4 separate regions of the Mus musculus genome follow, and regions 1, 2 and 3 are each linked to region 4. Evidence: chromatin loops called from intact Hi-C (ENCODE). Cell type or tissue: gastrocnemius. All regions are shown on one strand.

Region 1 (8,000 bases), 86 kb before region 4:
TGCTTCTACAAGAAAGTCAGTTGTTGGCTTCAGGTAGCATTTTGTCTAAGCTCCATCCCACAGTTACTTGGCAATAGCCAGGTATGCTCCACCCCACGGTTACTCGCTGTAAATCTTTTTCCTTTTTAGCTGCTCTCAAAAAGTTGCTGGAAATACAGACACAGGGGTCTGTCCAACGTCTGGGTGAGCGCACAGAACCTTGTAGGTTGACTGGGATACGGTCATGAAGTACCTGTCTACCTTCTATTTCCTCCCTCACCTTCTCCTCCCGCCATTTTCAATCCCTTCTCTTTGCCTGCAGTTTATGTTTGTGAACAAAGCCAAGTCTGTACAGGTTTATAAAACAAAAGCTACCCTTCACTGAGTTCTCATATTTTCCCTTAACTACCATTTAGATATGCCTTCTTCAAAGAGCTAAACTTCTGGAAAGACTAATCAATACTTTTCCACACATTGGCACTGGCTGTTCTTTTCCTAGTACATTATAATCTGGATTTATTTTGCCCTACCCTATAATCTAGATTTGAATGAAATAATACTTGGAAACGTTATAAATAACCTTACTGATGCAGTTAGTAGCTGACTCACAGTCCTTATGAACATTTGGTTTGACCACATTCTCCTTTCGGGGATAGTCTTTGACTCTGGCTTCTATGACATTGCATTTTTTTGAACAATACAGACCTCCTAGCCTCATTAGTAGGCAAATAAAAACCAGATTTTGCATTAGTATAGAGCTCTCACTCAAAAGGACTTCTAATTCTTTTCTTTCTCTCCTTTCTTTCTTGCTTTCTTCCTTTCTTTCTCCCAGAAAAAGAACACAAAATGCATAATTTGCCAAAAGCATGTAAATAGTAGACCTCTGTCTTGTAATTGCATAGTCTATGAACTTTATAGTGATTTCTTTCTAATGATTTCTAAGAACTGATAAGGCAAAATACTTACCCTCATAGAACACAACTGCAGATACATTGAATAATTGTTATTTTTAAACGATGAAGAATATAGAGAAAAACACCCAAAGTCAAGCTCTGGCCTCTAAACATGTATGTACAGGTAAGTGTGCCCTTCCACATACATAGGCAGGACACACACACACACACACACACACACACACACACACACAAGTGCAACAATAATAATTGCAATTTTAAATCTTAAAAATCCATCCAGCACTGAGGAGATGACTTAGCAAGTCACACAAGTCTTTTTTGTTTGTTTGTTTTGTTTTGTTTTTTGTTTTTTCCAGTCAGGGTTTCTCATGTAACCCTGGCTGTCCTAGAACTCACTCTGTAGACTAGGGTGGCCTTGACCTCAGAAATCCACCTGCCTCTGCCTCCCAAGTGCTGGGATCAAAGTTGTGCGCCACCACTGCCTGGCAGTCACACAAGTCTTACAGCCTGAGTTTGATCCCCTGATCCCAAGGTGGAAAGAGAGAACCAACCCTGGAAAAATCTCCTTTGACCTCCACAGAGTGCTGTAACACACACACACTAATACAAATTAAAATTAAAAAAAGAGTGCAGCTAAAAAGGGAAACTTTGATGTCACTGAAGTCAAGAAGAAATTCATTAGATTGCTTGAATTTTTATGAATTAAGGAATACTCTGACATATTCCTTTAATAATGGTTTCACAGTAATGTCTAACAGGCTAACAGGGCTGGTGCTATACCTTGGAAACTAAGGACACTTACTGTCCTTCAGATTATCTGGGTTCAATTTCCTACACCCTCATCAGGTAGCTTACATCTGCCCGTAACTCCAGTTCCTGTACCTGTGGGGGTATACATGGTACACATAGACTCATGCAGCCACACACAGAAATAAAAATAAATAAATACTTAAAAACAAATAAAGTGACTTCTGAAAAACAAAAGTAATATCTAACAGGTAAAGCTGGGCTGATACCGCCTTGGCTATTTGCTCAATGAAGATATTTGAAAGAGTGCTTGTTAAAGACTCTTCCAGGGATGTCTCTATTCCTCTCAAAGAACAATGGCAAATGGAAGGAATAATTCCATCAAGTCATGCTTGGTGAACTAATGAGCTTAATTAAAGTTACTTTCCAAATCATGGGCAGCTTGCCAGCTATGCCTCTTAATACATCTTTCTCCCAAGCATATATGCTCAATTTTGTACCTTTGAGAAAAGGATGTGCCTCTGAGCTCTTGACTCTTCAGGAGGGCATGTTCGTGGAAGCAATCTTTTGAGGGTCTCCAGTGGGTACACCACAGCTGCTCTGATCACAAGGATGGAACCCAAGGCTTTCACAGCTGAGCTTAAAGTTCCGTGATTTCTGGTGATCCCCACGTTCCTGGTGCCATAGCAAGGGTCTAAGATGGTTAACAAATCCTATCGCCTTTCTCCATTGGATGGGCATCAGCTTCCAGGAAGGCTTTGGAGCTCACCCAAGTTATGTTTGAGTTCGTCCTTAGTGTGGGGTTCAGGAGCCATAGAGGTCTAGCCATGACTCCGGATTCATGTTTTACATGACTTTCTCTCTTAAATAAGCATACAGACAAGTTCGTGGATGCCATAGAACCAGTGAAAAACATATGAAATGAGGAATGGTGGGAAGTCTGACAATTATAGGAGTTCATAACTTCGTGGGCTGGAGCTATCAGAGGTATCAACGATATACTTTCAGGACTTGGTTCAGTATACGCACTCAGTAAACATGCCTAGGATCAGTGTAAGAAATGAATAGTTGGTGGTTAGGAGTGGCAGCCTGAGCTCTGACGAAAAGTTGGTCTCCTAGCATTAAAATATAGTCTCCTGGTAATACAGCCCCAGAGCCTAAACTCCTTTTCAGACTTGTTTTAACCCAAAACTGTGAAACACACATTATTTCTGTTATTCAGATGAGTAAATTCTGAGTCTCCGAGTTGGAGTGTATCCTGACTCTAGTGTTAGAATCAATCGGACACTAGACTGGAGGTTCTGACAGTTAACTTAAGAGTTCACGCTTAAAATTCACTACCTAGCCTAGAGGCTTAAAGCATAAGAAAATTTCTGTAAATCTTAAAATTAGGGAAGTCCAAGGAAAGTCATGGGATAAGGAGGGGACTTGAGGATGGAGGGGTTCCAAAATGTCCCTACTGGCTTGTCACTGAACAGTCTCTGGGGTATGTCACAAGAGCATCGAACCTAGAGGCAGAGCTGAGCTGCAGGCCTTAACTCGCGCAGCCGCAGTGCAGCTCTGGAGCGCCGCGGCCTGGGGCGGGGTGGGGGGCGGTGAAAGGGGCGGGACTAGTTGGACGGGGCGTGATCGACATCCGTGAGTATTGAGAAACTGGCCCGCCGCTGTTTCCCAGCGCTGTCCTGACGTCATTTCCCGTCAAGGGTACTGCTTCCGGGTGTCGGCCTGCTGGCGCTCGTGTGTGGGTGACATCTTGGCGATCGCTTGGAAGCTGCCCTCTTTCCCCTCCCCGCTTCCCGCGTTGTCCGCTGTGCCTGTCTCTGGGGTCCTCTCCCGGCCTCTACCCCGGGTCCTGCTCCCAGCGTTGCCGCCTCCATCGTGAGGTGGGTGTGGTGGCGCGGCTTTCCGCCAGTCTCCCACCCTCGCCCGCAGCCGCCATTTTCCTGCCCGGAGGTGTCCGGTCGCACTGCGGGCCTGGGCTCTGCTGCAGCGCCGGTGACTCGGGCACCGGGAGACCTGCATGGAGGGGTGGGGAAAGCCGCGATGGCCGAGGTGGGGTGGCAGGTCAGGGACAGGAGTGCTGGCGTCCGCGGCTACTGCCTCGCTTGAGCCTTGTTCTTTATGATTACAGCTTTGAGCTGTAGTGATCAGACAGGTCGCACTGCCCTCCAGCCTCCCTGGGGACGAGATTTTCTTTCTTTCTTTTTTTTTTTTTTTCTTTTTTGGTAGGGTTTTGCAGTTTGAGAAGCTTCCTCTGAATGCTTCATCTGTCCAAGAGTTCAGTTTACCTTTTCTGAAACCTTTTTCTTTGAAGGGATATAGGTATGCAATAGGTGATGATTTTAGTGACTAAACGAATTACAGAAAGGTGCTTTGCTGTTGGCATCCAGTAAGTCATACTGCGATGCGTTTGTTTCAGCGAAGACGTACTCCTTATTTTGTCTGAAATGCTGAGGTCTAAGTTTAAAGGAAGGCGAAAGAATATATTTGCTCTTGGATTTTAAAATTTATTTAAGATGTTTGAAGATTACTTGGGCTGGTACAGGGAAGTTTGCCATTAGCGTAGCTACCTGCAGAAAATGTGACGTCATTATTTTTTGACTGCTGAGTTAGGGGATACAATGCAGTTTCGTTTTAATTGGAAACCTAGAAGTGACTTGAGGTTTTTCCCTAATCATTTGGATATGGTTGTAGTTTTTGTTTTGTTTTTGAGTCAAGGTACAGAATAATGTGAAATAACATAACCTAGCCTTAGAAGGGAATTTTTTTCCATTGTTTTGATGTACCCGTTTTTCAATCAAAGGGTCGAATGTGAATAATTAGTTCAGATATGTTTATGACCCTTTTTCATTCAGTTATTTTTTTATGTCAGGTAGTTGAAATGTAAAAGTCGGGGCCTGAAGAGATAACTCAGCAGGTAAGAGCACTGGCCCTTGCAGAGTTTCCAGTACCCACATGTCCTATCACAGTATCACAACCATCTGGAACTCCCAGTTCCTGGGGATCAGGTGTCATCTGATCTCAGGCACCAGGCATGTTAGTGTATACAAGCAAAGCACCATGCACGTAAAATACAACTAACTGTAAAAATGTTTAATGTTCAGTAAATATTTGTTGATTTACAGGTAGACTGGTTAGGGGGGTTTATTCTGATACTTTGTAATATTTGGATATAAATGTTTCTGATACAGGAACTATGAATGGGAGGGCTGATTTTCGAGAACCGAATGCACAAGTGTCAAGACCTATTCCCGGTAACTTTTTAAAAAATATTTATTTATTTATTATATGTAAGTATACTGTAGCTGTCTTCAGACACACCAGAAGAGGGCATCAGATCTCATTATGGGTGGTTGTGAGCCACCATGTGGTTTCTGGGATTTGAACTCAGAACCTTTGGAAGAGCAGTCAGTGCTCTTAACTGCTGAGCCATCTCTCCAGCCCCTCCTGGTAACTTCCATATTAAGTATTTATAATTTGTAACACTTTCTGGGTAAGGACATTTTATTTGCCTGAGTAACAGAAATCGGGCTGGTCTTATGGGTGTGACATAGTCACACACGCAGCTTAAATATTCTCTTGTTACTGTCTCTAAATTTCTTATTATCTGAACAGGGGTGGGGGTTTGTTTTACATATTTTCATTTAGCACCGTGTCTTGCCTGTCTGACTAGTGGGTAGTAAGAATAAATTCTGTAGGAAGTCAAAATTGATTTTAAAAATAAGTGACAAGCCAGTTGTCTTAGTTTTATTTTTTAAATGTTCTTGTTATTAGTAGACAAAGCTAACTTTTTAGGCTTTTGAGAAAATGACTTCCAATCTTTCTTTAAAAGACATAGGAGGCGGTTATATTCCGACAGAGGAGGAGTGGAGACTCTTTGCAGAGTGCCATGAAGAGTGCTTCTGGTTCAGATGTGAGTTATCCTGTCTAAGAACTGTTTTAAAGAATGTTCTTGGGTGGTTCTGTGGTACCTGTGTATGTGCATGTGCAGAGGGAAGAAGGCAGTGAGAAATGGTCTCTCTGTGTAGCCTTGGCTGTGCTCGAACTCGATCTGTAGACCAGGCTGGCCTCAGCTCACAGAGATCCTTTGCCTCTTGAATGTTGGGATTAAAGGCGTGCGTCTCCACCAACACCTGGTCCATCTTTCTCACTGAACCTGGAGTTTCCATCATTTGGCTAAATTGGCCAGCCATGAGCCCGCAGGATCTTCCGTCTCTGCCTCCTTAGATGTGTATTGGTGATCAGAACTCAGAGCCTAGTGTTTGCAGTTCATGCACATTACCACTGAGCCATCGCTCCAGCTCTGGCTCATCATTTTTTCTAATTAGCATAATTCCATCCAAAACCTTCACTTACAAACTTGACCTAAATGCATGTTTGAAAGTATAATTTATAGACTATATTGGGACACTTTTGGGATATTGTGGTTATTACTAATAGAGATTAAGGAAATTGTCAGTAGTAATAGCATGAAAATAGGTTAGTAAAGTTCTCTCCCTTTAGAGATGAAGGAACTAAGACTTAGAGGTGTTAAATGTGTCTACTTGTGTTACGCGGTAGCTGGTAAGTCACTGTTGTTTCTCCAAGTCAGGTGTGTCTGAGTCACAGGCTTGGTTGGGGTTTTAACTCTTACATTTAATGACTGCTGTAACAACTGGTGCCTTTGTTGCCTTTCCCTATAGTGAGGAGTTATTAGACTATCAACTCTCGCTTTCTGACTACAGATCTTATGATTAGGATAATGATGTTGTTTGTCTATTGTAGACCTGGCTGGCCTGGAACTCACTTTGTAGACCAGGCTGGCCTCGAACTCAGAAATCCAACCTGCCTCTGCTTCCTGAGTGCTGGGATTAAAGGTGTGAGCCACCATGCCTGGCTGACTGTAAGGATTTTTAAAGCATCTTTATTTTTATTTGATATGTGTGGGTGTTTTGCCTGTGTTGTATGTCTGTGGGCTACATGTATTCAGGGCCTGAGGAAGCCAGAACACGGTGTCACTTCACTTGCTACTGGAGTTAGAAACTGTTTTGAGCTACCATGTGGACGCCAGCCCTCGGGAAGAGTGGTCAGTTCTTTCAGCTGCTGAGCCATCCCCCTAGCCCTGCAGGATATGATTTTAAAAAGGGGTAGAAACAAAGAAGGAAGGGCGCTGGAGGATGGCTCAGTGGGAAAGTCTGCCAAGCTTTGAGTCCAGTGTATAGAATCCACTCAAGGGAAGGAGAGAAACCACTCCCAAAAGCTGCCTCTGACCTCCATAGGAATGCCATAGTAGTATTCCAGTTTTTAAAGGATGTAAAATGGCAGTTTTCTAAAAGGTTAATAAGAGGGAATAAATAAAAAATAAAGGTCAGATGATAACATCAAGATACTTAATTTATAAGAGTACTCATTTAAGGTATACTATTTGTCTGGGGAAATAAATTTAGTATGGATGGTTTGCATTTATGGTGCAACAAATTGTTTCCAAAGACTTGATGACATAGGGTTAAGAAAGAAACCCCTGCAATCCTGGTCCTTAGGAGGCAGAGACAGAAGGGTCTTGAGTTTGAGTCTGGCCCTGGAGGTGCAGTAAGTTGACCTGAGAATCGGCTAATCCAAGATTCTCCATGGAAAGACTAGACTTGGTATGTGGGTATGAAATGTAATGTGTTAAGATAATGGATACTATTGTGTCCAGATTTATTTCTGATAAATTTATGCTTTTGTGTGTGTCACTTAAAATACCAGTAACATTATGCTTAAATTGTATTGAAGGGCAGTGATCTATCTGAAGGCAGGATTTCATATAAAGTAAAGTGATAAATGAACAATAAGATACTTTTTTAATTACAACATGTTAATTCCAACTTGAAGAGAGAAATAAGGACAGATGAAAACTAGCTTGCTGTTGTATTTCTATCTGAGCTACTAGACAAAAGATTAATATGCAATTAATTTAATATTAATTTAATAATTAACTTTTTTGTTTGTTTTGTGAGATAGAGCTCTGTTTTCTGGAACTCACTATATAGTCTAGGCTGCCCTTGTGCCTCCCTGATAGGACTGCTTTAGACTCTTAAAACAGAGATGAACTAAGTGTTCTCTATCATAACAGCACCAAACTTTGGGAATATATAACCAGATGATAAGAATTTAAATAGGTATAGGTATCAGGACGATATAATAGTCATGTAATAGAACATTTTATAACATTTCTTAGATATGGAATGCTATATATGAAATACATATTTATGCAAATGAGTAATGGAACTTAGGAGAGTATTGGCTTGTGAGTATTGATCAGAACAGAATAGTAAAGTAACTATAATTCCCTGGAAATGTACTGATTATAAAGTTTACACCCTTTTGACATCTGTAAAC
Region 2 (8,000 bases), 120 kb before region 4:
CAAGAGGAGAGAAATCACTTCTGATGAAGAGGACAGAGGGCCGGCTTGCAGACAGGGTGATGAGCTTAGTCTGGTTGGATGGAACCTGCCCATTCTGAAGCTAACAACACCTGAACTCACAGCTCAAGCTCCGATGCCCCCAAAATAGTTCAGAGATTTGTAGTTAAAACAGTAGCATTCATACCCAATCCGCATCTAAAAATATCCTATGTGAAATACTTTACTGAACACAGTGACATTTCCCACATCATCTAGGTTTCTCCCATTCAATGTTTCTCTACCCATGATTCCAGAGTCACTATTACTGCTCTGGCAAACCTCCTCCCTGTCTTTCTCCCATGGAGAGTCATTTTAATCCCCTCCAATAAAGTTCTGAATTAGATTGTCAGCTATTTCTACTCTATTTCCTATACTTAAACACGCAGGTACTTAACAGACGCCGATGGTAGATCAAGTCTAGTTCTAACAGTTGTAATAAGTGAATGCCATTGCTGAAGATAGCTGTCCAACAGGTATTATAGACTTAAGTCACAATTTTATACACCAACAAGGAATATTGCAGCTAAGATAGATTTATCTGAAAACCACTTTTTGTTTACTGGTATAATCTTGCTCAGAAACAATTTTGTTGTTTTCCAGTGGGGATAGGGGAAGTTGAGTGTTGGGCTCAGTGGTCCTGTGCTTGCTTAGCATTCAAGAAGGCCTGGGTTCAAGCCTCGCTGTAGGAATTGTTACTGTTAAAACTAGCTCATTAGGTCTGAGGATACAGCTCAGTAGGAGAGCAGTTTGCATCATATGTATCAGTTAGAGAACAATGTATCTTCCACAGCCTTTGTAAGATAGCATCTTTTCCTGCCAGACTTCAAACAGTTCCTCTACTGAATATACAGCTACACACTGGATCTGCAAAGAAATAAGGCAGAGCGGACCATCCCAGCTCTCCCAACAATCTCTAAGCAGTCATAACTCATAGTTATCTAGAAATATGTATGCAGTACACAGAAAACAGAAAAACGCATGCCATTCAGCACATAATGCATAGGCATTTCAAAGGTAAGCACTCCTGAACACTTTCTCCTTGTGTGATCTTCTTTAAAGTTTAGAAAGTCTCTTGTCTAAATATGCCACTAAATAAGGAAGTAAAAACGGGAAATTTTAAATTTGTTCTAAACACCTCCTTCCTATAATAAGCAAGGAAGACTATGCCCACCAGGTACTTGCCTGATATTGTTAACACAGGAGAATTAAAATAATAAGGTGGAACAAAAATGGATATTATCAAGGGAATTCTCTCTCAAGTATCAATGTCTCAAGTTGGACTTGTTTCCCAAATATAGTTTCTGTGTTATTATTGTTGAGATTGGGAACGTTCAGCATTCACTCAAGAGTTCTTAGACAGTAGCTTAAAGATAAACAAATTTTAAAATCTGCATTGCCTTAAAGGAAGGAAAAAACCCACCCGGGCCAGGTGTCTCAACAAAATTCATTCTTGCAAAGTACAAAATACTGTAACAGAGCACAAGGCAACCAGGATCAGCGGCTACATTTGAAAATAAGAAACAAAAATAAGACCAAAGAATCATAGGCCGGATGCTACTTCCTTGATAAGGCTGCAGCTTGCCGCCTCCAAGCGCTCTACAAACCATTGCTCAAGAAACTGTCAAAATGAAGGCTTATGAAAACATTCTTTTCTAAATAAGGACTCCAACAAGGGATGTGTTGTTTCTAGCTATGATTTCTGCTGCAAGTATTGACAAGTTCAACACCGGCAGAATGTTCACAGTGCAAAGACCTCTTATTTGATTCACCAATAGCAAGAGTGCCTGCCTGCAAGTAGTTACAATGCCTGCATTCAGTAGGGGAGATCAACTTTATGGAAGGCACCTGCTAGGCGGAACAGCAGTTTATAAAACCAACTTTTATTTCCATCAAAAGTTGTTCATTGTTCCCCCCCCCCCCCAATCCTACAGACCCTTCTACCCTCCTCGAAGAGCTTCTGTCGTGGAGTCCCGGTAATACTTTCCCTAGTTCAAAGGTTAAAGCACATTTAGTTCTGTCTGAAGCTCTAGCCCCTCAGCCATTCCCCCACCCGTTTATTTATTCTTTTATTAACACAGCAACCTGGGACTTATATCCTCGAAAGTCTACAAGCAAAGCGATTGTAGGTAATGAGGAACAAAGCTGGACTAGTAGTAAAGCATTCAGGCCCCAGATCGCCTTAGATATCGGCCTCTGCAGACGCAAGAAACGAGGCTCGGCCGGGCCGGGAGAACCTGCCGCCCGGAAGCAACAACTCCCATTAGAAGGCAAAGAAAAGTTGCACGGCTGAGCTCCGGACCGCGAGGAGCCAGCGCCGGTGTCTGCGAAGCCGGTGGCCCGGGCTGCACAGGCCCGGCGGCGGGCGGTGACTTTGGCGTCCGCCGGGCCGACCCCGGCTCCGGAAAGGCGCGGGTCCGGGGGTGCGCCGTCGCTTCAGGCGGAGTGGGCTCTGCGCCCAGGTCCGCACCCCTCCCAGCACCGCAAGCAGTGGGCGGAGAGACGCGGCGGAGGATCGCGGACAATGCCCGGCCGGGCCGGCAACCTCGGCGCGCAGCGCGAGCCCGCCGCCTCTCCTCCCGAGGCCGCCTGCCGGCACCTTCAGCCGGGTCGGATGATCAACCCAGCAGTAGCGCCTGCCGCCACCGCCCCGCCGCCCGCTTCCTCGCCGGGCGGTTCCCGGGTCGCGGTGAACCCGCGGCGTGCGAACCAAGCCGGCGCGCCGAGCGGCGCAGGGAGCGCGCTCAGGGCAGCCGGGCGCGCGGGAAGAGCGGAGCGAGCGTGGAGACGACGGCGCGCGACCAGGGCAGCCGGGAGCGCGGGGAGAGCCGGGCACGGGCCGGGAAGGAGGCGCGCAGCAGAGCGGGGCGCGCGGTGCTCCCCCACGGGTCTGCCGCAGCTCCGACGGGCTTTCGGTTGACCCCGGCTCAGTACCGCGCCCGCGTCCGTTAGGAGCCTCCCCAGTCGGCGCCGCAGCCGCCCATCCCGGTCCGCCTCCCTCGCGGCTCGCAGCAAGAAGGGCAGCCGGGCCAGGGCCGGGGACCCGGGATCCCACGGCCGACGGTCGGCGGGCATCCCGGATCCTACGGCCGACGGTCGGCGGGCATCCCGGATCCTGCCCCCGCGCTGGAAGAGAAAGTGAAATGAAGCGCCTTTCCCCAAACAGCACCTACCAGGTCCCCAGTCCCGTGCAGCTGCCTCGTTCCTCCAGCGCCGCCGGTCCCCGCCCTCGGGCCCCAGGCTCCGTTCTCTTTGACAATGGCGCGTCCCCTTTAAGGAATAATCCGATCGGGACCGATTCGTGGTTAAACCTCCCTCCGACTCTGATTTTAACCGGATTTCTGTCTCTCCCAGAGCCCGACGGGCGCCCGGCAGTGCTGCGAGCTCTGCCCACCCCTTCTCTGCCCCGCCCACCCACTCGCCTTCCTGATTGGCGAAGGATACTACACCAGGAACAGCGGTCCTCGCCCTCCACTGGCCGGCCTCCCCGCCGCTCAGAGTTTCCCCACCTTCGCCCCGCCCCCTCCCCCGGGTTGGACCTACCTCTAATCACTCTCGGTCCTCGCCTCCAACGTTGCTTTGGAGAACTGGCAGTCACGGCTCACCCTCCCGCCTCCGGAAAGCTAACTTTATTTTTATTGGTAGAAAGACATCTTCCTGTGCACCTGATTGGGTAAGAAAAGGCAAGTCTGCACGCCCCTTACCTTTTATCACTCTCCCTGGACGGCTGAAAGACAGTCGTAAAGTCTTCCCTATTTTGGCACCCTCAAAGCCTCTGTACCTTTAAATGTTGGTAGAGGTCGAGCACAAACAACCTATACTGAGGAAGGCGGGAAAGAGAGGTGGAAAGGATGCAAAAATCTTCAGATAAAAAGCACACCACAGCAGCTGCGGGATCCTGAGAGCCCAATCCTATTTCGTGAATGGAGTGAGAACACCTGAAATCCTAATACTGGCTCCTGAGAATTAATCAAGTTCACACTCCCTGTCTACTCTGCTCACATCCTTGACTTCCTGGCTTTACGCACCCGGAAGAATTAACGAAGGTGTCTTCAAACCCAGGGGTTTCCTTGTTTATCTTGCAATAGGACGTTCAGAAAAGCGTTAAGTTCTTCCCATTAGAAGTTCCGTTTAGGTCACGTCCTGTGTGTCATACTGGCATTTGCGCGGGACTATGCTATTTTTTATTATTTTTAAAAATTGTTTGGAAAGATTAAACATATATTCCTCTTTGCTGATATTCTCAAAGTTCCTCTTGTTACAAATGTGGACACCAGAGGGCTAGTCTTTGAAGGACAGTGGCACCTTTCCGGGGAAAGCACATCTACCCAAAGGAAGAGGGAGAAGTCTCGCCAGGAGAAACCTGAGTGGCAGAACCCTGCTCATTAAAGGAGAGGAATCCTGCGACAACCTCGGGATCTGCATTAACTTAGCACCAGGTTCCTACCCCAGATATAGGAAACGAAGGTTATTTCCAAAAAACCTGAGTGTGGTTATGGCTTTCGGACCCGCCAAGAAATAGTAAGGAACAGGTTAAGTGTTCTCTCTATTTTCTATGGTCTTTGATACTTTTGACGATCCTTTGACGACGTCAGAGGATCCCTACAGGTGCAGCAGTCACCTCCAGTAGTGCCAAGAAAGTGGCTGTGCCCAATGCCGCCCTAGACCAGACCAGCTTAGAGAGAGGGAAATAAGCATAGACAGTTGAGAGATAAGGCTTTTTTCCTGAACTCAGAGAGCCATTATTATCGAGGAGCAGTAAGAGAGGCGGGACTTGATTGGTGTTTGCAGGTCCTTCCTTTTAAATTGTTTGTACATTTTTGCAGCAGTGGGAATGAATTTAGGGACTCATGCATTCAAGGTAAGTCCTCTACCAGTGAGCTAAAGTCTCAGCCCCTCACGATTGTCACACGCTGAGACAAGAGATGGGAACCTAGCTGTTTTATAAGGCCTTCACAAATACAAGCACCCAATTACGGCCTTTAACTAAGCCCCCTTTCCAACCTACTCCTCCAGATACAGTCATCCCTCTTTCCCATATCTGCAAGGGAATTTCTTCAAAGACCCCCCACCCCAGGGATACCCTAATCTTCCGTTATTCAGGTCTCCTATAAAATCACATGCCATTGACATGTAGCATGCAGAGTCCTCTACATATTGAAAATAAACGCTGGAGTGTCTCTAATAGCTAACACAATGTCAGTGCTATGGGACTCACTATTGTACTGGATCACTGAGAGAATGATGACCAATAACATCTATGCATGTCCAATGCAGACGTGATCAGGGTGGGACTTGCTACATAGTGCACGCCAACAATAATTTAAATCCCTCGTCCTCCCAATATTTTCCATCCATGCTGACTAAATCTGAATGAAGACAAGGAACCTGAACTTGTATGACTTCACACTTGTACTCACTTATACCTGTACATGTGCGCAGTCAACTGTATGTCTGTGTAACCATCCTTAGACGTGTAGGCACATATGTGTTCTTTTTCAGGATGCTCATTTATTGCTTATACACTTGCCTTTTGGGTGTGTGTTGGGTTTTTCCTTGGCTCTGTTTTGTTTCTCAGTGCCAGGGGTGGAATTCAGAGCCTTGTGCACGTTAAATACACACCCTGCTGCTTAGTTATAATCCTAGCTCTTCGATAAGCTTTGAGGCGTCTTCTGGCTTCTAGTCATCCACGAGACTATAGTAGAAAAGACTGTTGTAATACTCAGGAGAGAGGCACCTGGTGTAAGTGTATACACAGCTGTAGCTTTTGTGTGGATCTCGGTAAAGTTTTTCAGCTCAGTCTAAGCCCCTGCTTTATGAGGTCCAGCTAACCGTGCTCTGCTCTGCCCCAGCACCCGGGGCTCGTGGCCTCAGAAGGCCGGCCGTAATTACTTGTAGGCTCTCTTTTTCTTTAACTGACTGTGGCAAGTTTATCACCTTTCACACAGAGTTATTTTAAGATTGTTCTGCGCTTATCCATGACAGACCTATTCAGCCCATTTCAGCCCACACACATGGCATGGAGGCTGGTATTGAACTCACTATATGGCTGTAGATTTCCTAGCACTCCCCGTCCTCCTACCTCCATCGCACCACATGTTGGGATTACAGGCATATACCACCATGCCTTCCTAGGAAGAGTGGTTTTTAATGTTCTATAGCACAATTGGGTACATACAGTTGACAAACAAACAAACCAGTCAATGGAATACTTCAGGATAGGTAGTCGAATTTATGCTCTCAACAGTTAAGAAATGATACTTGTGTCGGGAGGAGACAGAAACACCAATCACCCTAGGTGGATCTTAATATATTAAACGCAGCTGAAAAATAAGTGTATTTGCTATCTTTAAGTTTAAAATTAAAATGCATATTTTGAAAATAGCACAAGAACAAAACTTCTGGGAAGATTCCTTGGTTTCTTAGAGAAGGCCCAGGTCTCCCACTTTCCGAGTTTAAATGTGTTTTCCCGTTAACTAGCTGACATCCACTGAGAGCAGCACTGAAACCAGCACTTACCAGTTTACAGTCCAGCCTGTTCTACTGACTGAGACATAAAAGGCCCCGCACTGGACTTCCTAGATGGATTTCCAATTCCATCCTGCTTACAATACTGTAGGGGTGTAGACATGTACTGGGTATCATCTAAGCACTTGGACAAAACAAAGAAGCCCCTTCATAACCTGACTCCAGGCCTCCTCTCAAGTTTCTTCCTGATCATTCCTCCTTGACAGTCAAGCCTCAGTGCCTGTAGCCATATGGTGTCCTCTGTGAGTCTCACCTTCCCTCCTTTCCTTCCTGGAGGACTTTCCTAGCCATCCATCGAGTGGCTGGCCCAGGACAGGGCTTTGCTTTCCTTATGAGGCCCTCCCTGATTTATTCTTGGTGCGACTTTCTTACCACGTGGGTACTGTCCTAATGACAGGCCTCACACTGAAGACAGAAGCGAGACGCTTCTCTTCTGTCTCTTTCACCATCCTTGTTTGCTCTGGAAGAGCAAGGCCACACGTGTGTGACTTTGCTTCCACACCATTTACTGTGCTAGCTGGCCTCACAAAAGGCTTTCTGGGAGTGCACAGGAAACTGAAATGATGAGGGAGAAAAGTCAGCTCACAAGTGAAATCCAGTCTAGGCCTGAGTAGCATTCTAAGAGCATTGCAATTTCATGATATTCTGTTGTAAATCTATCTTCGGTGCCAAGGTGTTACCCAGGCTGTCCTCCTACACCCTTTATTTCATACACTTGTAAAATATTCAAAGAAAATAGGGAACTGACATAAACCATATCAATTCTTTGTTTTGCAAAGTAATAGTATAAACAATAAACAATACATAAAATGTATTTCCTGTTCTCATTATTAAACACAGAAACTGGTTGGTTTATTTGTTTTTGTTTTTTTAAAGATTTATTTATTATTATACATATGTCTTCAGACACTTCCAGAAGAGGGTATCAGATCTCATTACGGATGGTTGTGAGCCACCACGTGGTTACTTGGATTTGAACTCAGGACCTTTGGAAGAGCAGTCAGTGCTCCTACCCGCTGAGCCATCTCACCAGCCCCAGAAACTGGTTTTTTGGTTTTGGGGAGGCATTTGTTTTGTTTTGTTTTTGTTTTTGTTTTTGTTTTTGTTTTTGTTTTTGTTTTTTCGAGACAGGGTTTCTCTGTGTAGCCCTGGCTGTCCTGGAACTCACTTTGTAGACCAGGCTGGCCTCAAACTCAGAAATCCGCCTGCCTCTGCCTCCCAAGTGCTGGGATTAAAGGCGTGCGCCACCACTGCCCGGCTAGAAATTGTTTTTTTTTTTTTTTTTTTTAAGGGTTTTTCAAGACAGCATTTCTCTATGTAACGCTGTCTATTCTGGAACTAGCTCTGTAGACCAGGCTGGCCCCAAACTCAAGAGATCTGCCTGACTCTACCTCCTGATTGCTGGAATGTGCCATGGGATCTGACAATGAGCACAT
Region 3 (8,000 bases), 490 kb before region 4:
CCTCCCGCAACTGGCGTGCCCTTCCCTCCAGTACTCTGTCTGAACACCTTCCAAATCTACCTTGACTTTGCTGCCCGATTACCTTCTGTGATGCCCCCTTCCTCTTTGCTGCCCAAGGCGCTACCAGGCAGCCCTCCTATGAGCTGCTTTCCCTTTCTGCCTATATTTTAAATGATCTTCTCTACAGCTCTGAGTCTGTTCTGGCTCTCTTTCCCAAGTATAATGATCTCTCTCTCTCTCTCCCTGCATCTTAGCCTGCGCAACTCTAAGGGTCCCGCCCCACCTCCTTTTTCCCAGCACTGGCCAGTGGCACTTTTATTGGTCAATTAAAAACTAATTGGGGACATGGAGGCCATAACTTTCATTACGTTGCATTCAAATATTTTGTTTATCGAATGCGCATTAAAGTCACCAAATAATATGTGAGAGAAAGTGCTCATAATGCCCAGCAGGGGAAAATGGTAAAATCCATAATAAATAGAAGTCAGACAGATGAAAGAGAAAATAACATCTATAAAAATGGGCCAAGAACATAAACAGGTGTGTTTCGAAGAAAACCTAACCGTAAAACATAGAAACACAAGTTCTGCCTGCTGGTAATTACAAGTGCAAATTACAAAGTGAAGCAATAAAGATTCAAAGCTTGACTTTCCTCCGACTGGAAAGGCTTTCAGTACTGGCCTAGGAGAGGATGCGATTTTCTGTTGAGTGTCAGGTACAGCCATTAGGAAGAAAGCCAGCCACACCTTGTAAAGCTAAGGGTGTCCTTGTGCCAATGAAACTTTCCCACATAGATATAAGGAAGGACAGCCGGGGAGTGTTTACTACATCAGAACAATGAAGAAGGAACAATACAAAAGCACTCTAGACAACAGAGACAGCTCAGGGGCTTGCTGCCAATTCTGATGGAAGACCTAAATTCAATCCCTAGGACCCATAAGGAGAAAATCAGTCCCTGAAGCTTGTCCCCTGCCTTTCACAAGTGTGCTTTGGCACATACCCACACACCTAACACCCATACTTACAAGTTAATTCTGTCCCTAGGATAACTTTCTGATGTAAGGGTAAACTCCAGTTAAAATCAAAGAACGCTTGTTTCCAGGATTGTCTTGGTTGGGTGCCCACCCTCCCATCCCTCAGTGCCCAATGACAGTATGATTTGAAAGGACTTCCCAAGATTCCTCTACTCTTACACAGGTCAGTAAGGTGTTGTTGCTGTTGTTGTTGTTGTTGTTGTTGTTGCTGTTGTTGAACTTGCACACAGGCTTTGTCTTGGACAACGTGCTTTTGGGGGCTGTGGATTTAAACTATCTGTTCAAATCCTGCAACACAAAGCACAGAGCGCCTGGGGTCCAGGTTAGGATGCAAACACATACGATAAATCTGATGAACGTCTTTACATCATTATAGACATGAGTGGCTCAGTCGATTGTTACACTAGTGAGAGGGGACTTAGCTGTGCTACAGTGCTTGTATGGCACCTGTGAGGCCCTGGGTTCCATGCCCAGCACCCTGGTAAACTGCAATACTTCTATAATTTTAATGTTTTCTTTAATAACCTAATTTTTAAAATTATCAAATATCCCAAATCTACAGAAAATATCCTAAGCATTGGCCTATCATCTCAAAATTCCTCTGTGTGTGTGTGCGTGTCTCTGTCTCTGTCTGTCTGTGTCTGTCTGTCTGTCTCTGTCTGTCTCTGTCTGTCTCTGTCTCTCTCTCTGTCTCTGTCTTTCTCTCTCTCTCTGTCTCTCTGTCTCTCTCTGTCTCTCGCTCTGTCTCTGTCTCTTTCTGTCTCTGTCTCTCTGTCTCTCTGTCTCTCTCTCTCTCTCTCTCTCTCTCTCTCTCTCTCTCTCTCTCTCTGTGTGTGTGTGTGTGTTCCACTCTGTAGCCCCAGCTGGATTGGAACTCACAGAGCTCTGTCTGCCTCCCAACTCCCAAGTGCTAGGATTAAAAGCATGCACCACCACACCTCGCTTTACCATGTCAATTTTTAATTCTTTTTTATTATTTCATGTATATGAATGTTTTGCCTGCGTGCCACATGTGTGCCATGCTTACAGAGGGCAGGTGAAAGCACTGGATTAGAACTGGAGTAAACCGGGGTGGCACACGCCTTTAATCCCAGCACTTGAGAGGCAGAGGCAGGCAGATTTCTGAGTTCGAGGCCAGCCTGGTCCTACAAAGTGAGTTCCAGGACAGCCAGGGCTACACAGAGAAACCCTGTCTCGAAAAACCAAAAAACAAACAAACAAACAAACAAAAACAAAAGAAGAAGAAGAAGAAGAAGAAGAAGAAGAAGAAGAAGAAGAAGAAGAAGAAGAAGAAGAAGAAGAAGAAGAAGAAGAAGAAGAAGAACTGGAGTAACATAGCTGTGAGCCACCACGTGGGTGCTGGGAATTGAACCGGGGTTCTCTAGAAGAACAGCAAGTGATCCTAACCACTGGACTACCCCTTTAGTCTCACCATCTCTATTTAAATAGTGCCTATCTTTCTGGAATAAGCACTCTGACACAGAGGGGAGAGGAAGAGATGTCATGGGTAGACTGAAGTCAGGATCGTTCCTGAAAGCCCTCAGGATCGGGTCCTATTTGTAGTTTCATTTTCTACTCTAAAACAGTGGTTCTCAACCTGTAGGTTGTGACCCCTTTAGGGACAACTGTTTCACAGAGGTCACTATCAGATATTTACATTACAATTCATGGCACTCGTAAAATCACAGTGATGAATTAGCGACGATAATGATTGTATGGCTGGGGGTCAGCACAGCATGAAGAACTGTATTAAAGGGTCTCAGCATTGTGAAGCTTGAGAAACACTGGTCTAAACCCACAGTGTGGAGTGAACAGTGTAGATCTTACAGAAGCCTATGTGGCAGTCAGCAGTCAGCAGGTTGTTAAAGGATATGGCCCATTGTTTCGGCTCCCGGGCTTTCTGTTCCAGGTAGCAAGGGTACCTAGAACAGAAGCAAGTCACGCTTGGTAACTAGGCAGTACAGCAGTGCTTTCTATAACTCACTAAATAAATCAATGTCCAATACGTGGTCTTTTCTACGTTATTTACATATTTTTTGCCATCTTTGCTTCAGAAGGTTTTCCTCTAAATAAATAAAATATTGAGAGGGATAGAGAGATGGTGGTTAAGAACACTTGTTGCAGCTGAGCCCGGCTGGTGCCTTAACCCCAGCACTCGGAAGACAGAGGCAGGAGGCTCACTGAGTTCAAATGCTGGGATTAAAGACAGATGCTGTGCACCACCCAGCCTTGCAAAGTATTCTTGCATTAAAAAACAAATCAAACAAACGAAAACTAAATCCTCTCAGGAAAAAAAAAAACTTTTCAGTAATCATTAAGACACTTGGTAAATTTGACTTTATCAAGCTAGCTGAAGATAGATCACCCTGGGGATTTTGACGCCCTGGCTGGTAGGAGCCCAAATGGGCCCCCGCAGTTTGAATTCCATAGTAAAGTCTCCTTCTTGCCACTAGGTGGCGCTTCCTGGCTTTCGGCGAGGTTACTGCATTGTCTCTCTGTTACCTCGAGGTATTGACTTTTTACTTTGAAGGGTGTGGACACTAGCTGCCGGAATGTCACCGGGATTGTGATCCGGATCCTGGTGGTAACTGAGATTGCACCTCACGTCTCGCGTCTTGCATCTCACACCTCAAATACTTACTGTCTCTCCTAGCCAATTTACTCACTCATACTGTGTCAGTGGTGTTTTTCTAAGAGTTATATTTTTTGCTGAAAGGACCCAGATATAGCTGTCTCTTGTGAGACTGTGCTGGGGCCTAGCAAACACAGAAGTGGATGCTCACAGTCAGCTATTGGATGGATCACAGGGCCCCCAATGGAGGAGCTAGAGAAAGTATCCAAGGAGCTAAAGAGATCTGCAACCCTATAGGTGCAACAACATTATGAACTAACCAGTACCCCGGAGCTCTTGACTCTAGCTGCATATGTATCAAAAGATGGCCTAGTCAGCCATCACTGGAAAGAGAGGCCCATTGGTTGTGCAAACTTTATATGCCCCAGTACAGGGGAACGCCAGGGCCAAGAAGTGGGAGTGGGTGGGTGGGGGAGCATGTGGGGGACTTTTGGGATAGCATTGGAAATGTAAATGAAATAAATACCTAATTTTTTAAAAGGATATGGTACTTTCTAAAAAAAAATAATGGGAGGGGGGGAGAAAATTATACAACACGAGCCTAAAGGTATTATATCCTCTTCATCTAGGACTCGGATTCACTGCTTAATGGTGCTTTAACATTCTGTCTGTCTTTCTATCTGCCCATCCATCAATCATCTATATTCCCTCCATCCCTCACTCAATTTTCTTTTCTCAGAACAAAATCAGGAGGCACGCAGCATCAACTTGTCTCTTTAATGAGCAACTATTTTGTTTCTCTGTTGCTAAGTGAATAATGTTTCCGGCTCCTAGTTAAAACAAACAAACAAACAAACAAACAAACCCAAACCCAGTATGTTGATGGGATAACAGGTTGGGACCATACAAGCATCCTTTCTCTAGTGAAACTTTGACCAACTGTTTCCTCAACTGTTAGCAGCTGCTGCCTCCTGACTCTGTTGTTTCTTTTACCTTCCCTACTTGGCAGGCTATTATAATATGGACACTCACTTACACATTCATTCACTTCTGCATGCCAATATATGGCATATTTCATTTTACTCTTTGGCTTAGAATCCACAACTAATATTTATTTTTGGTGCTAATGTTGTCCCAAATTTGGCAAGTGGGATCCTCTTTAACATGTCCTGTAGACCTGAGACCTTCCCTATTCTCAGTTGCAAAATGATCTTTATCTTATCTTGGGTCTCCCTCGGCAACCTGGAATTGGAAACTTCTCCAGTGAGCTCCAGGTCCTTTCAGTCAATTACTTTAGACACCAAACTGGTGTGAGGCGTGCTCACTGTTACCAAGATGCCACTCTTACCAGGCATTCTTGCCAAACAGACCCCCACGCCCATCCATACTGTACCTATACATAGCCAACATCTGTAACTCATACCTATACATAGCCAACATCTGTAACTCATACCTATACATAGCCAACATCTGTAACTCATAAACCATGATATCACGGCAAGTCTGTAAAGACAACCTTGGCTTCTCTCTTCATCTGTACGCCCTTCTGCAACACTGAGTAGCTTGCCTTCCACCATCTTTTTTATGTTTATTTCTACATAGATTTGTTTTCCCCAACCAGTATCTAGGTCAAATGACACACACACCCTTTTTTTTTTCCCATGAGCCACCTTCTTGGCAGAAGCCACCAAGCCACAGATTAAGTTTACTGTCTCAGTCCCAGACCTGCTTAACCTGCCAGCCCCAATTCTGTATGTCCCCGATCCCAGGTGATCTCTTGACATTTGGCTTCCTCCCCTTTCCTTCCTGAACACATAGAACATTTCTTAACTCTTTCTATGGCACCATGTGAAGGGAATTTGAAAAGAAGTCTTGCTGATCACTGATGCAGTTGGCAGGTTTTAATACAGTATCCGCCCCTCCCCCCATCCCTTTCATGTGGTCTGACTGATGATAACCAATTCTTAAGAATCTGATTATCCATAGCCATCCTCAGACCGTGCTTGGTGTCTTTTTGTTAATTACAAAAAGACAGTTCCTGGAGGGCCCAGAAACTGGATTTAAAGTCTGAAGCCTTCGTTCTGGCATCACAGGGTTAATGCTGTACTTTGTCAAGGGAACTGGCCCAGAAGTCCAAACGAACTGTGTAGGTTAGCCGATCTTGCACTATCAAGATCACCTTATCACCTTAAAGTTGATCTAAGAAGTGGAGATAGATACAGTGGGAGAGACCCTTCCCTCACATCCTGAAAAAAATTTTTTATGAATTTGTTAAAAATTGGAGAAATGACTCAGCTGTCAAGTGCACTTGCACTCTTCAGAGGACCTGCAAAATCGTTGTCACTCCAGTTCCCCGAAATCTGGCGCCCTCTTCTGGCCTCCTCTGGCACTGCACGCACGTGGTATACAGACATCCATGGGGGCAAAATACCCATACATAAAATCTTCACTAAAATAAGCAGAAATCACCCCAATCATAGCTCTTTGGTATAATTTCTTCCTACTTATTCTATGCTTTTGTTTGTTTGTTTGCTTGCTTGCTTTTGAGAGAAAGATGCTTGCTATGTAACCTAGGCCGACCCCACATTCTTGATCCTCTTGGCTTAGCTAATCCCAGTGTGCTTACAAACATATCCCATCATAGCCAGGCTTCAGCACTAGTTTCTTCTGTACTTTCATAAAATTTGTCTTTATGATAGTATATACCTTTAATGTTTTGCTTCTTCTTAGCAATAATAGAAGCGTTCTTTCGTTCAATTATTTTAGAACATTAGAGAAAGCATAGGTGTGTCCCAATTTAATAAGGTATGGAATATTTTTTACATGGAGGTTTTTTCCTGTTGTTTAATACTGTGGGTTTTGCTGAAGCAAGCACATATTTTATACATATACATATTGTGATTGTTTGTATATTCTTGGGCCAGCAAGTGGCACTATTAGGAGGTATGGCCTTGTTGGAGTAGGTGTGTCACTGTGGGTGTGGGCTTTAATACCCTAGTCCTAGCTGCCTGGAAGTGAGTCTTCTCTTAGAGGCCTGCAGATGAAGATGTAGAACTCTCAGCTCCTCCTGCACCATGCCTGCCTGGATGTTGCCATGCTCCTGCCTTGGTGATACTGGACTAAATTTATGAACCTGTAAGCCAGCCCCAATTAAATGTTGTCTTTATAAGAGTTACCTTGGAGCTGGGCATGGTGGTGCACGCCTTTAATCCCAGCACTCGGGAGGCAGAGGCAGGCAGATTTCAGAGTTCGAGGCCAGCCTGGTCTACAAAGTGAGTTCCAGGACAGCCAGTCTCGAAAAAACAAACAAACAAACAAACAAAGAGTTACCTTGGCCATGGTGTCTGTTCACAGCAATAAAACCCTGAGACACATATTTTTCCACATCAAGAAATACTTGGATCTCAGATAGGGTGCCATTACGTCTGTGAGGACTGCAGAACTCTTGGAGCAAAGTGCTCTGGGAAGAGCTTGCTATCATTCACACTTGCCTCAGTCTTTCTTGTATTAACATCGCTGCACATCCACAGACGAGGTAAGAAGAAATAGGGAATGGGGGCAGGGTGAGAGGACAAGCCAGGTTAGCTTGTCACCTGAGCGCGAGCGAGCTTTCGTTTCTGGCTCCTGTCCCTGAGCGTGAAGATGCGGTCAGGCTATTTGCTTGTCCTGATTCTCTTGGAGACCTTTGGCCTTGTTTTGTGCACATATCTGGGGAAGCTCGAGATCTTGGACTGTAGAGTGCTACACAGGGCGCTGCTGGCATTCAGTTACGTCACTTGGTGGGAAGATGATGGAAATTAAATGGCTCAGGCTGGATGCTCTGGAGAAACCTCTGGCCATCCTTCTCACCCAGCCCCCCGGTGAATGAATGAAGCCGTCACCCCTGTACCCTGCCCGCCACCTACTGCCTCTCCTCTCTCATTAGCTTGTTGGAGTCATTCTCACTCAAATAAACACAGAGCTTTCCATAAATAACCTTCAAATCCATTCTTCAACCAGAGTGATCTGCCTAAAGCACAAATAGCCCTGTAACCCATTCTAGATGCCCGTGTGATGCCTCATTGCCCATAGAATAACCACCAAGCTTATTCTCCTGAACACAAGGTGTCACAGCCGCCATTCCCTGCTGGCTAGCGCTCTTGTTTCTTATCCCTACCCACAGCAATTAGTGCCACGAGCAGCCAGCTGCTTTAACTGCAGCTCACACCACACACACACACACACACACACACACACACACACACACACACACACATACCATCCATCTCTTGCCTCTGAGTCCCTCAATCCCACCACCCAGCATACCCTCCCTCTCTCCTGGATGATGACTATGTTATAATAGAGTCTACGCAAAATACTCTTATTCCACTGGGCGTGCTGGTTCTTGTCCGTAA
Region 4 (8,000 bases):
GCAGTGTGACCTCGGTGCCTTGGGACTGAGTTGGTGGGCTCGGCTGTCACTCGGCCCTCTTCATTTATTCTGTGTTGTTCGGTGTTTCAAGCAGCCCCGAGGGACATGGACATACTTTTAAACATTAAATGCTGTATTCAGATCTAAAACAACAGCAACAACAGCGACCCACGGGCTGAGGTTGTACATCGGCGGTAGAGGGCTTGCCTGGTGTGCACCAGGTTCTGGGCACCAGGTTTGCTTCCCGGCATCACAAACCAAATAACAACCAAAGGGAACAAAATTGCCAGGCAATCATAAGAGGCCCTTTCCTCTTAAACTGTACTGGAGAAGACACAGGTTAGTTAATTTAGAGGGAAAGCTCGGTAGGTAGGTGGCTAGGCACAGACCCCAGAGTCAGCCTGCCGGTGGCACTTCAGGACCAGTCTTGCCTTAGTGTGATAAATTTTCCACGTCCAGTTCACCCGACGCTGCCATCTGAAGTCTTTTATCTTCAGTGATGCATGAAAAGTTCCAGTTAAAGCGATTTTAGGATTAGGGAGAAAAGTGGAAAAAAACTTACAGGATCAAAGGAGCCCCAGCATGCCAGTGTGGACCTCGTGCTAGGGAAGGCATGCGCTAAGATCCTTTAGGGTGAACCGCTTGGGAGAAGAGGTAGTTAGAAACACCATTCCCCGCCCCCTTCTGTCCTGGGATGGTTGCTTAGCCTAGAAACCATCCTTCCATTGGCTACTGGAGGTCTCCTGTCCTGGTGTGCTTGTTGACTTTCTTAAGCACATGCTTGGTTGCCTCCGGGACAGGAGAGCCAAGAACTAAAGGACAATCATGGGGACAAGAATATTTTACAATACACCCACATGGACTTTTATTTGTTTTAACTTTGAGACAGGGTCTCATGGAATCCAGACTGCCCTCTAACTCCCTCTATGGCCATAGATGACCTCGGCCTCGCCCCTCTCCCGATGCCCAGGACTGAGGATTGGACCTAGGACTTGGAAGCACGTAAGCTAGGCAAATGCTCTACCACTGAGTTATCGTTCCAGCCTGACCTTGAACTTTTGAGTCACTTGCATCCACTTCCTGAGTTCTGGGTTACAGGCATGTGTGACCATGCTGTGCGTTCATTGCTGGGGATGGAACCCAGGGCTTTGTTCAAGCACTCCGCCATCTGAACTACACAGCCCTTAGCTGCCTTTTGTACTTCTTAAATTCCTGCTCAGCCTGGAGTGCCCCCTAACTCTATGAATAGTCTGAGCATTCTGAGCTTGCACATGGATATGCCTGATGATATTGGTAGCCCCGTTCTTCTGCCTTCTTGGACCATATACAAAAATTTCACTATGATTTCCGCCATGTTATTCCAAATTCTCACCAACGTGTCTTTCCACACAGATGGATTGTCACACTTTAATCACTTTCTATTTTGGACTTTTAAACTGCATCTAGTGTTTTTATATGATATTAAAAATGTTAGGAGTGGTTTCCTCATGGATGGAGACATTCTCTTGGTGTAAATTATCATCTTGCACATGGGGTAACTTGCATATTCTTTAGCATTTCATATAGATTACTCTTTATCTCATCAGTTGTGCATTCCTTGAGAAAATAAGCCGTGCTTTTACAAATTCCTAGCTTTATAAAGATCCTGTCACTTTGTGCCAACTCAGAACAGTAACACAAAAGGAACACAGCTCTATTGAGATGCAATTTACACAGTCTAAAATGCACCTTAAAGTATACATCTCTGCTTATTTATTAATTTTTTTTGGGGGGGGAGACAAATTCTCTCTGTATAACCCAGACTGACCTCAGATTCACTAAGCAGCCCAGGTTAGCCTTGATCTCTCTGTGTTCATGTACCTGTGTGTGTGTGTGTGTGTGTGTGTGTGTGTGTGTGTGTGTGCACGTGTGTGTGCGTGTAGACATGTGGTAAGCTACTGCCCATTCCCTAGCACAATCCAAGTCTACTTTTTTTTCTCTCTGCCTATTTTGCTGACTGGAAATAGAATTTCAAGATGGAGGTAACTGTGGCTGGCTTCTTTCATGTAGTGAGAGGTTTCTAGGGGTCCCCACACCGAGATCCATGAGACCTGCGAGCTCATTCCCTTCACTAAAATCCTAGATTGTTCTGTGGTGAGGCTGGCAGGTGCCGTGCTGACCGATTCTTTTGGAAGCGCCCTCCCTGGCCTTGTGGCAAATGCCCACCATCCTGCTCTCCCCTCTCCAGGTTTCAGTATACATCATAACTCTCTCAGCCTTCACCTCTTTCTTCCCCCCACTTCTGGGCTAACTTTAAAAAATAATCTTTTTTTAGCACAGAGCTTTCTTGTCTGCATCTGCTGACTGGCCACAGGGAAACTGACCTTATTCTGGGAACGAAGGTGGAAGGCTTCCTTGGGGAGATGCTATGTGAAGGTCAGGTAAGTGTGTATGTGTGTGTGTGTGTGTGTGTGTGTGTGTGTGTGTGTGTGTATGTGTATACAAGCAAGTACAGAAAACCAGAATATTCTTAAATAACCCCAAAACATAATTTTCTTGGCCACAGAACTTCAAGATGGCCCATGGGATACAAAGGTGGCTCTTCAGCCATTTATGGTCTAAGACAGAATGGTACCACTCTCAAGTAGTACTTCTTTACAATTGAGCACAGACTGACATTCCTTCAAGATAGCAAACCCACAATTAACCCCCCCCCCCTTCATGCTTTGCACAGGGTCTGCCTTGTTGTCCTTTAGGACCACCTTAAAAAAAAACTGTACCTAAGAGGTCAAGGAAAGCTGTATGAGGGATAGAGTCAAGAAGGCTTCATGAGAAATGTTATCTGTGCTACAACTCAGGCACAGGCTGGAAGAGAATTCTAGAAAGGAGAGTGTGCAGACATCCAACTGTGTGAGAAATGGGGCAGCAATTTTGAGTATGGCGAACACCCAAACAGGAAAGGGGCATTGAGAAGGGCTGTGTCAGGTTCTCTGCTTTCCCCAGTAGGAAGAGGCGATGTCTTCAAGCAATGAAGGAGAAGGTGGACTCTGGGTCCAGGAAGGCTGCAGAACTGTAGACAAAGGCTCAGAAGCTCAAGCAGACATGTGACATGAGAACTCAGGTCACTGGTGGGTCATACAAATGGAGCTATGAGTAAATATTATAACATCTAGTATTTCCATTAGTTTCTTAAACATTCTGGGAAGCACAACACTTTTTGTGACTCATAGTCTACTAAATATTAGAAGACAGCATACATAAATTCATCATTTAGTCAACATGTACTTGTTATTATTTTATTTCATGTGTTTTGGTGTTTTGTCTACATGTATATGTGTGCCCTGAGTGAGTGCCTGGTGCCCTCAGAGACCAGAAGAGGGCATCCATTTCCCTGGAACTGGAATTAAAGATAGTTGTAAGGCACTATGTGGGTGCTGGAAGTTAAACTCAGGTCATCTTGAAGAGTAGTCACTGCTTTTAACCACTGAGCCATCTCTCCAACCCCTAGTCAACAAGTATTAAATGTTGCTTTAGGCTTTGGTAACACAGCAGTAAGTCAGACATGATGTCAGACTTTTGGACATTTGCATTGTAGTAAGGGGAGACAAAGAGGAAAAAAGTAACAGGAATGAATGCTTCAAGAGAAACGAGCAAGGCTAACCACCTTAGTTTAAAACTTCGTTAAAATAATGAACAAGCCAAGACAATGGCCACTTCCTAGTGAGCTACTTCACCAACTGGTCTCCTTACAAATGTTACAAAATGTAAGACTGGGCTTCAAAGCTGCCTTCTCTACAAGAGAATGGGCTTAAAAGGTTTTATTGTATCAGGGTAAGCAATTATTCAGTTCAATATGAAAATGCCCAGGATACTTCAACACAATGCATATTGACACTTAATTTCCAGGGACTACACTAAGAGTCCGAGAGCCTCGGCATCAGTAGGTAAACACAGTTGTTGTTTTCTCTTCAGTGGATCTATGCACAGAATGAGATGCCTAAGATGCAAAGATACAGAAGACACCACCATCCGGCTCTCTCTTCCTTTGACAGAATCTCTCTGTGTAGCCCAGGCTAGCATGAAGCTCCCGATCCACTGCTTCAGCCTCCTAACTACTTTGTCTACTTTGACAATGTTCCACTCCACAAGAGAAAACAAATTCAGAACAAAGGTAAGAAATGATGGTTCTGGTTCTGAGTACTGAGTGCCAAGTACTGAGTGCTGAGTACCCAGAGTGTTGCTTTGCTGAAGTCGAGGGGCCACATTTAAAAAGTAAGGGGAAGTAAGCGCACAGAAGGAACTGATATTTATTGGGAGCAGTGCTCCCTGCATTGGCAGAGATGCTCCATAAATATTCGTTCGATCACTTGTCATCCTTCAGGAAAGGATGTTGTAGCTATTTCACAGGTCAAAGAAGCAAGGCACAGGGAGATTAAATAGTTTTGGGCAGAGTAAGCTACAGATCCACAGGCCCAGTCACTAAGAGGCTCACAGTCTCTCCACTGTCTAGCTGTGGATAAGAGTGCCCCCGTGTGGCCAAAATTTTCAGTCTGAGCAAAGGAACAGAGTGGGCATGTATAGGCAGAGATGAATTTAGGAGCAATAAGGGCTTAGGAGTTCTTAAACTATATCATTGCCAGAACATGGTACACACCCAGAGAATCCACCTACTATCTTAGAGTCAGGGACTGACATCTCTGTCCTGGTTTTAGGAAGAAAAGTGTGATGGGGAGGAAGTTGGGGGTAGGTGGGGTAGTGGGGAGAAAAGGCTGGAAGACCATAAAAGGTATTGCTGTGTGCTAATATAGAGGACCGTGAGGCTGACGTAGGAGACTGGCGGTGGATGCAAGCCAACAGGGTAAGATTGGGGAAGGTGGAAGAAATGTCTCCACCCCTTGCTGATCTCACAGTTGCTGGGTATAGATGATGCAGCTTTGGGGCATGGCATTGCCATCACCAAGACGGGCAAATCACAAAGGGAACGCAGTGAGTGAGTAGAAGAGATTTTGGACTTAGTGGGTGAGGACATCCAAGAGAGCAAGGTACATGACGACGTGCAGGAAAGATGAGCCAAGTAAAGAAGAGACTAGAACAACGCTGTGCTAGACTTTCCAGGCTCTGGGGACAGCTGAGGCTAGAACGATGAGAAAGAGAGAGGAGTGAGCCAGAAGAGGAGAGAGACAAGGGGAAGGGGAGTCTGCCGAGGAAGGATGAAGACAGAGGGAAGCATAGTTGGGAAGGAGAAGCGCTATAAAACCCAGGTAAGAGGGATGAGGCCTAAAGAGGAGGAGGTGGCTAATGGGTTACTCCTGGGAGCCTCCCTGAGACAGGCTTCCTGCAGGGCGGAAGCCGCAGCAAGATCTGAGGATGGGTGATTGGTGGGCGGGAATGAAGGTACTCTCTGTTCTCAGAGAGCTAGACAAGCAGAGGCTAACACAAGGAACAAGTGCCAAGAACCCTCAGTGGTCCAACACCGGCTGCTGTCCCGATCCATTGCTAGAACGGGGAGAAGAGAGTTCTTTCTCTTTCCTCTGGGGCAGTGTAGCATTCCCAATGGGTGGGGCCAGGGGAAACAGTCCCATCTTCTCCCACTGCTTAAAGACTAGACTGTCGCAAAGCTTGTGTTCTTGTGACAGCCTACTGATTATTCTAGAGTGATGCCCTCTCTTGACAGGAGCAAAGCAGACTGGGCTTGTAGCAGAAGGCAGAATAGCTTGGCAGCTATGTGACAGACATGATGCTGAGCTTGGCTACGTCACTGACACCGTGACTTCAGGTTTCCAGCCCTGTGACAGACATCTAAAATAAACAGCATGCATAGAGGAAAGGTCTAATTTTGTTTATTTTGCTTGTTTGCTTGTTTCAGTCCATGATTGGTTTGTCTAGTCTGGTGTGTGCGTGCGAGTGTGGGTACTCACATGTCTGTCTGTCTGTCTGACTGTGGGTTTGGGTGTCTGTACCTTCCTTTCCACCTTATTTTCGGAAACAAGGCTTTTCAGTGACTCCGAAGCCTCAGGATCTTCTCATTCCGGCTTCCCAGTACCAGGATTATAAGCAGTCAGTACTCTGCCTCCCTTTCTTGTTGAATGTGAACTCTGGTCCTCACATTTCCATGCGATCACCTTACTGATCGATGTCACCAGCTCACCAGCCCAAGCCTGTTGATTCTGAGCTTCTGATGAGGCGGTGTGCTCTGGCAGAAGAGATGGGAGCAGAGGGAAGGGAGATGGCAGAGCGAAACTGCTCACCTCATTGTTAGGGCAGAGAAAGAAGGCTGGGGAAGAGGGAGGGAGGGAAAGGAAGAGGGAGAGGGAGAAGGGGAGGGAGGGAGGGAGGGAGGGAGAGAGAGAGAGAGAGAGAGAGAGAGAGAGAGAGAGAGAGAGAGAGAGACACCCTCCCCACGCCCTTAAACAGCACACACCAGCAACCTAATTTCCTCTCATCAGACTCCAGTTTCCCACCTCCCAGCAGTGCCATGAGTGGCTTTTTACCATGCTGACCTTTGAGGGACATTTAGGATCTGCACAATACCAGTAAGTTGCATAATAGCTGTGACCCAGTTTCTTTATCTGCACACAGGAAATAGCATCACTTGACATCATAACTGGAATGCGGGACCCAGGCCGCACAGAGCCAGCCCCGGGGACACACTGGCTCTCATTATTGGTCCTGTGCCCTTTCTGTGTCCTAGGGATACAGAACCTGGGGTGCTACCTTCACATTGCCATTACACAGTCACGCTTGTCGTGGTTTTGGCTTTTAGTTTGGTTATGTGTCAGAGCCGGCGAATGAGTGTTTGCCTTGAAGTTTCGAAGCTCTCCTTAGATGCAAGCATCATGACCTCTCTATAAGAAGGGAAGCTGTATAACAGGGAAGAGTATTCATCTTAGAGTCCCTTCTAATGTCACACAACTCCAAAGCATGCACACTGGTAATAGGTTGCTGGTTACAACATGAGACAGGATTGGTATGCTATTTCATGAACACAGCAACTTAACTGTACGAAATAGTTACACGTATGGTTTGCATCTTTCCCAAAACACATCCAAAGCCAAAAATGAAACATTTGGTGCAAGGAAGTATTAAAAATGAAATTTCACTGGGCATAGTAGTGCATACCTTTAATCTTAGCACTTGGGAGGCAGGGGCAGGAAGATCTTTGTGAGTTCAAGACCAGCCTGGTCTACATAGTGAGTTCTAGAACAACCAGAATTACATAGAAGAAACCCTGTCTCAAAAATGTATACATACTTTTGTACATCCATCTTTCACCTTGATGTCTTCCATTATAAATGCTGTTATTTGGAATTGCTATACAACACTGCCACCTGGTGGCAAGCGTTGAGTATAGCTTAGACCCCAGAGACCACAGTAATCTCATCTTACTAATAAGGAGGTACAAGACTATTGACTGATACTTCTGGGCAGGCTTTATGGAACTTGTGGCTTACTCAGTTATAAGGACTCTCTTTAAAATTAAACACACACACACACACACACACACACACACACACACACACACACACACACACACACACACACACATTCATACATTGGAAAACACAAAACCACTGTGAAGATCTGGAGAAATGAGTTCTCAGAATCTGTGTTGGGCAGCTTCTAATTACCTGTAACTGCAACTTCAGGAGATGCGATGGTGCCCTCTGCTGGTACTCACTCATATGCATACAATTAAAAATAAGAGAAATCTTCAAAAAGCCATTCGGCAATATTTTTTATCAGCAAGAATAAGAACTCAGTCAATTTAGACTTTCTTCTGTCCTGGTTCATCAACACTTCTTTGCCATTTAGAGTTGAAAAGAGTCTCTTCTCCCAGATTAATAGTTCATTGACAGCATGTCTAGTTGGAGGTGTGTGGTCACATTTGGGGACATGGCAATCATCCTTGTAAGACTCCAAGATTCACCTGGTCTCCCTGTGCAGTAACTAAGCCTCAACACTGAGCCAGCTGAATTTGTCAGCCAGTCCATGACAATGTGTCTCTTGTGGTAAAATTTATG

Evidence for each region. A loop is a pair of places that touch in the nucleus more often than their neighbours do. Peaks named below come from ENCODE experiments on the same cell type or tissue, not always from the same donor. Only the 100,000 strongest peaks of a DNase experiment are listed, where the experiment ranks them.
Region 1: a loop joins it to region 4, with 2.8 times the contacts of the local background. A loop is called at or near these places in 7 of 42 quality-filtered maps.
Region 2: it touches region 4 in a loop (3-fold over the local background); 4 of 42 quality-filtered maps call a loop at or near these places.
Region 3: it touches region 4 in a loop (2.0-fold over the local background); 7 of 42 quality-filtered maps call a loop at or near these places.

What each region holds. Positions count from the first base shown.
Region 1 is chr5:73,289,454-73,297,453 of GRCm38, forward strand. It overlaps Ociad1 (OCIA domain containing 1), which reads left to right and starts at 3,341. Exons shown (of 9, transcript NM_023429.4): 1 at 3,341-3,523; 2 at 4,832-4,894; 3 at 5,473-5,553. The coding sequence starts at 4,837. In gastrocnemius, CTCF peaks have their summits at 3,102 and 4,982 (motif pointing right); DNase peaks (open chromatin) are centred at 2,403 and 3,288; H3K4me3 peaks cover 2,179 bases; H3K27ac peaks cover 2,460 bases.
Region 2 is chr5:73,253,191-73,261,190 of GRCm38, forward strand. Fryl (FRY like transcription coactivator) reads right to left here and starts at 3,428. Exons shown (of 63, transcript NM_028194.2): 1 at 3,210-3,428. In gastrocnemius, CTCF peaks have their summits at 2,633 and 4,313; DNase peaks (open chromatin) are centred at 2,560, 2,837 and 3,530; H3K4me3 peaks cover 4,358 bases; H3K27ac peaks cover 4,475 bases.
Region 3 is chr5:72,888,204-72,896,203 of GRCm38, forward strand. No RefSeq gene overlaps it. Among named protein-coding and RNA genes, the nearest start is that of Slain2, 22 kb to the right of the region's middle. In gastrocnemius, CTCF peaks have their summits at 3,471 (motif pointing right) and 6,009 (motif pointing left); a DNase peak (open chromatin) is centred at 3,472; H3K27ac peaks cover 491 bases.
Region 4 is chr5:73,375,613-73,383,612 of GRCm38, forward strand. It overlaps Gm34583 (a long non-coding RNA gene), which reads left to right. Exons shown (of 8, transcript XR_377017.2): 3 at 890-1,002; 4 at 2,315-2,420; 5 at 2,983-3,107; 6 at 3,952-4,150; 7 at 5,654-5,807. Among named protein-coding and RNA genes, the nearest start is that of Gm34583, 8.7 kb to the left of the region's middle. In gastrocnemius, CTCF peaks have their summits at 4,520 (motif pointing left), 7,328 (motif pointing left) and 7,600 (motif pointing left); DNase peaks (open chromatin) are centred at 4,508, 5,668, 7,306 and 7,605.